Linked DNA regions of Mus musculus: region 1 is linked to region 2. The links are chromatin loops, found by intact Hi-C in ENCODE. Cell type or tissue: heart. All regions are shown on one strand. Links, peaks and the distances in the headings refer to the core of each region. The heading gives the core; the rest is flanking DNA. Region 1 has its middle 96 kb from the start of Gm25985. Region 2 overlaps Itga1 (integrin alpha 1).

Region 1 (2,822 bases), core at 55-2,554, 200 kb after region 2:
TGAGAGTGCACCATTGTTGTATTGAACCCGCATTATGCATCCTAAACACATTTCTCGTGTGGTTTGTCCTTTTCAAATAGAAAAATATATTCACTTTTCTCCCAGTATCTGTCATTCACATATCTTTCTATTCAGATTTTGATTTATTCATGTTGCTAGAGTTTTCTGGTTACTATCACATGTAACAGCCTGTTCATTGGAGCATAAACATTTGTATAAGATGGAAAAGTTGAAGTAATATAAATTTGTCCATTATGTGTTCCCCTGATGTGACTGCGGTGTTGCTATCCTACTCAGTCCTACTCATTCATTGGTTCACCGCCTGCCTTTTTATGACTCCCAGGAAGGCTTCATACCTGTGATTAACGGAATTTTCCAGGTTGACATCTGTACTTAATCACAAGTTATTACCCATTTCCTAGGCTGCTCAGTGTAACATGTCAACCTCTCCTTCCTTCTTTCTCCACTCCTGTAGTAAAAGACTCAAAGTCATCTAGCCTTTCTTTCCCTCTGTAGAGTTGCCCTTAGATACTATTGAAGAAAATTATATTTCTTTTGAAGTAGTCACAGGAAGCACATGCTTAATGTCTATAAACAGAAGGGAGAGAACAGGCTCACTGCTTGGGAAGCCATTGTTGATTTATTGAGAGCTCTTATATCTACAGAGCAACATTTACCTCTGAGAGAAATCAAAGGCTATATTGGACCCCAGAAGCCACACTACTACTGTGTGCCCACATGTAATTCAGAGAGCAAAATTCTTCACTTCAGGCTACCCTAATTATATGGAAAGGATGTAGTCCAACAAATTCATGAGCAGTCTCTGTATTGCTTTAAACAATCCTTGTCTGGGTCTCTAAACTCTCTAATTTCTTAGTTATACATCATGGCAAATAGATTAGCAATTTGACAGGTCCCTCTTACCCCCATGACCAATTTTGCCATTCCCAATCATTCTTTTACATTGCTCCAAGATCTCCATAAACCTCTCATAAGCAATCAGGTTAAGGAAGAGGGATCATAGTAGAGCCTAGCAACCAAATGGTTGATAATATCTGGTCACTGTAATTTTTGCAGACCTTGAATGAATTCAGGTCAAGCTTTATATTCCTCCCATTTTTGCTTTGGAGGGTGGAAAATGGGCAGGCCATATGCATCAATGCAGGTATTTTATTTAGATGAAATCTGGGATATAAAAGATATTCTCATTTTTTATGAGAGAAAACCACATTCTCTTTAAATTTTTCATAGTGAATTTTCAAAATTGGAGTTAGTATTTTAATCAAATATATAACCTAGTTATCCTCAAACATTTAATGATCAGCACAATAATTGTTTTAAGAAGTTTGGAGGTACAATAGATGTAAAAGTTCACATAATGACTCTAAGTACTGTCCTTTTCTCTTTTTTAATCAACTCACCTAAAATCACTGTAAATTGTGTACTTGCTATGCACAAGACCTTCCTTACCTTTAAGTTAGAAGTCACATCTTGCTTATAATTTTACAATAAATTTCAAATGATTTATGATGAGCATATGCCTAAAATTCAAGGGGACTGAACAGTATTTGGGGCTGACTACCAAAAAAAAAATTCCATCTTCCTCTTCTTAGTTCTCTATTAGTAACACTAAATTAATGAGTCATTTTCTAGTTAGTATCAGTTCACTGTTTTTGTCTACTCTTACATGGAGATGCACAAAGCAGAAAAACATCAAGATTAATTACTTTGCCTCATTAGTCTTTGTTTTTTTTCATACTACCTTCCACCCATCATGACATCAATGTCCTTAATAAAATTTATCTTATTTAACCTTTCCACCAGTTGGTGATGATACCTTCAACAGGCAACAGACCCATCCTTTCAAACACCAGAAGGCTACAATGATGGCAATACTTTCTTTTCAGTTTTCTTCTTCTCTCACCTCTCCTCAGCTACCATCAGTGATGCCCAGCCATCCCAGTCTTGCTGTAGGACACAGTCTTAGTCAGGGTTTCTATTTTAGCACAAAACATCATGACCAAGAAGCAAGTTGGGGAGGAAAGGGTTTATTCAGCTTACACTTCCATACTGCTGTTCATCACCAAGGAAGTCAGGACTGGAACTCAAGCAGGTCAGGAAGCAGGAGCTGATGCAGAGGCTATGGAGGGATGTTCCTTACTGGCTTGCCTCCCATGGCTTGCTCAGCCTTCCCTCTTATAGAACCAAGACTACCAGCCCAGAGATGGCACCACCCACAAGGGGACCTCCTGCCTTGATCACTAACTGAGAAAATGCCTTACAGCTGGATCTTGTGGAGGCATTTCCCCAACTGACGCTCCTTTCTCTATGATAACTCCAGCCTGTGTCAAGTTGACACAAAACTAGCTAGTACAGACACTTAAAATAATCTCCTCATACAATCACTTGTGTGGGCTGGGCTCCTGTATATATTCAAGTGTGCTCTAGGCCTGATATATTCACATGTTGATCAGCTATGTCTCTTTTGTGCTTAGCAGGCAGAATCCTTCTCAGAATGCAATTTTTCCTTTCCTTAGGGGAAAAAATTGTGGTCTCCAGATAGTGAGAAAAGGCATCATCAGGTCAAGATGTAAGTGTAAAAAATAAGTGGGGTATATTAGTTACTTTAGCTTAACTGGAGCAAAGTACCCAAGATAAGTGAGTTATGAAGATCACATATTTATTTTGGCTTATAGCCACAGAAGTTATAATCCAAGAATAGGCGACCCATTGTTTTGAGCCTCTGGCTAGGATGGTCCGCTATGGCACTGGCACACGACAGATAGCTCAGTGTATGGGCTTAGAAACAGATAGGAAGAGTC
Region 2 (2,822 bases), core at 98-2,597:
ATGGAGTATTGCAGCCAAAGGACTTGAGGCAAAACTCCGAGAAGATCTTTAGAAATGCACAAAGGGCAAATTACAGAGGAAATGAACAAAGAAGCAATTGCATCAGAACACTCTTGAAGCGGCCCCAGGGACAAAGACACAGTGGGGAAAAATCAAAGTTGAGCTAGTGGCTTTACATTCTAGACCTGTGTCACAGACAAGGAAGAAGGCATGCTGGGGCATTTGCGTTCTTGCACAGGTCTATGCTGGCTGCTGTGCTCCCCAGCCCAGCTGCACATTGTCACAGCCTAACAAAGTCGGCTTCTAGTCGACATGGATTTCTGTAAAGTAGTTCCATTCATATAAAAGAGAATTATTTCCCGATGGCTGTTGCACACAGTAAAAATGAGTTAGTAATGTCCTGAGAATAATATCCCAAACCCATTACAATACGTTTGAATCTTACATAGGATATGCAGGATTAGGAGAGATCATCATACCTTCCAAAGCAAATATCCTTTCTCCCAGAGCTTTAACAATAGTGACCAGGGCCAACTCATCTGAGACGTTGAAGAAGTGCTTTTCGGTGGGCTCACTTGCGATTGATTTTATCTCCTCCACAAATTTTTCGGTGCTTAAGTTCCCCCTGTTATAGTGGCCAAGGATCTAGGGTCCAGCAAAAGTGGCGAGAGCGTATTTTAGCTTCTGCATGTTAAATACGTATCTCAGGCATATTTTCAGTAAAGAAGAGCATGCATGTTATCTTCAGACAGGGGATGGTTATAAACTTATGGGAATATTATGGAAGTTTTCTGAGGACATGGTTCACATAATATTGACTCCTGCAAGCATTTATCTTATTTTTCATTAGACGTGTTTGTGTCTGGTGGTTGTGTGTACTTGAGTGCAGGTTCCCTTGGAGGCCAGAGAGAAGCCCACCCGAAGCTGGAGCTACTGGCAATTGTTTGTGTACATGTATATGTGATACACGTATGCCTGTATACATGTATACATGTGCATGTTTCTTAAAGACTCGTGAAAGTTCTATGTGCACTCTGCCATAAAGTCTTCTATGTGCGTTTCATTTTCTATGAGAAATCTTAAACTTTCATGAAGTCACGCTAATCACGTTTTATCTTTAAGGCATGTGCTATTTTGCCTGTGTAAAAATGCCCATGTTTATAATACTATGTAAATTTTAAATGAAAAATCCCCAATACAAAGATATTACCGAATTTTATACTTTAAAATTACATAGCAGTGTCAGTATCAGGAAAGAGAATCAAACAAATTAGTACCACAATTATTTTTTATTTCTGCTTACAAGCTGGTATATTTCCATTCTTGATTTGCCTGCATAAGTATTTTCCATTTATTTATTTATTTACTTACATACTTTACATCCTGATTGCTGCCCCTCCCCTCCCAGTGCCCCCTCACATAGCCCCTCCCCCTCCCCCTCCCCCTCCCCCTCCCCCTTTGAGAAGGAGGAGGCCCGCTCTGGGCACCAATCCACCCTGGCACATCACGTCACTGCAGGACTATGGCCTGCATACGATTAAAGACTTTTCTCTTTCATAATGAAAATATTCCTCTTGTAATAAAACATGTTTAGTCTTCATTACAAGTGACACTTGAAGATTATTAGTTCCCACTTTTAAATATTCATGCTTCCCTTATTATACTGTCACAAACTGAGAACAACGTAAAGGCCTGTAAATCAGGGTGCATAGGTGATGGTTGATTCCTGTGGACAGCATAATAAATATAAGGAGCACCAGCATAAAAAAGTAGCATGTATCCATGTGTCTTGCGTGACAAGTGAAACACTAAAGAATCCACGATGTGTGACCATCACCATGGGATCCAGAATCAGTAACGTAAGTAATTTATGGAAGTGGTTACAATAGGAGATCCGTATTAGAAGAAAAGAAGGCACAGGGAACTGTCTGGAAGTGAGAGGAATGGATGCTAACAGATGTGTTTAGGATGTGCACTTTGAAGTCACCCTTTGCATCGACACGCTTTTCGCTGCCTGCAAATGTTAGCCCGACTTCTAAAAAGAACTGAACTGTATGAACATACAACATCAACGTAAATATATTAAAAGTTCTAATGACTATATACGACATAGCACCTTTATATTCTATAAAGTTAAAAACAATAAACCATCATTGAATTTAATTTTTCAGATATATGGACACTGATGCCACAAAAAATTTTGAGAAGACCAAGGGATTACAAGTGTGCAATTTGGGCTGATGGTTATTCAGGCACGTACATGTGGTTTTAAAGGGAGGTTTGAGATGATAGGTTACAGAATGATATTTTGATAAGATATATAGATAAATACTTACAGAAATGGGGGGAAATCCAAGTTTCCATTTACATAGTTCTTCCTATGACCTATGACCCACGACAGACTTGCTTGCTTCCCACTAGGAACAGTGGCTGAAAGCAATGGTGGCATCACTCTGCCGCACGCTAAGTGTTAATGTGAGAATTATGAGTTGAATCTGCCCCAGTCAAGCAGACACATGAAGGCTCTGCGTGATGTGCTTGCTCCTTTCCCTGGGGAATGTCAGTGACCAGCCCAGAAAATGTCACGTTTCAACGCCAGAAGACTTCAAGCCAACTCTCTCCTCTTCACTTTTAAGACCCCAGAGACCCAGTCCAGTCTAGCTCTTTCACAGGTTTGATGTACATGCAACGAATGACACATGGATATCTAGGAAGGACTGCCCAGTGAGTTGGGAAATCACGTGCCTAGGAAATGTGGAGCTGGTAATGAGGTGCCCTGCATGGCCCTTAGGTTCGGAACTCTGTGGGTCCCTCTGAGTGGT

What was found. Hi-C counts contacts between places; a loop is a spot of excess contacts. Peaks named below come from ENCODE experiments on the same cell type or tissue, not always from the same donor. Only the 100,000 strongest peaks of a DNase experiment are listed, where the experiment ranks them.
Region 1: it touches region 2 in a loop (2.4-fold over the local background); 1 of 42 quality-filtered maps calls a loop at or near these places.

The regions. Positions count from the first base shown.
Region 1 is chr13:115,211,128-115,213,949 of GRCm38, forward strand. No RefSeq gene overlaps it. Among named protein-coding and RNA genes, the nearest start is that of Gm25985, 96 kb to the left of the region's middle. In heart, for the core only: no CTCF peak of the experiment used is centred there; no DNase peak of the experiment used is centred there.
Region 2 is chr13:115,006,425-115,009,246 of GRCm38, forward strand. It overlaps Itga1 (integrin alpha 1), which reads right to left. Exons shown (of 29, transcript NM_001033228.3): 9 at 480-645. Among named protein-coding and RNA genes, the nearest start is that of Itga2, 76 kb to the left of the region's middle. In heart, for the core only: no CTCF peak of the experiment used is centred there; no DNase peak of the experiment used is centred there; H3K27ac peaks cover 344 bases.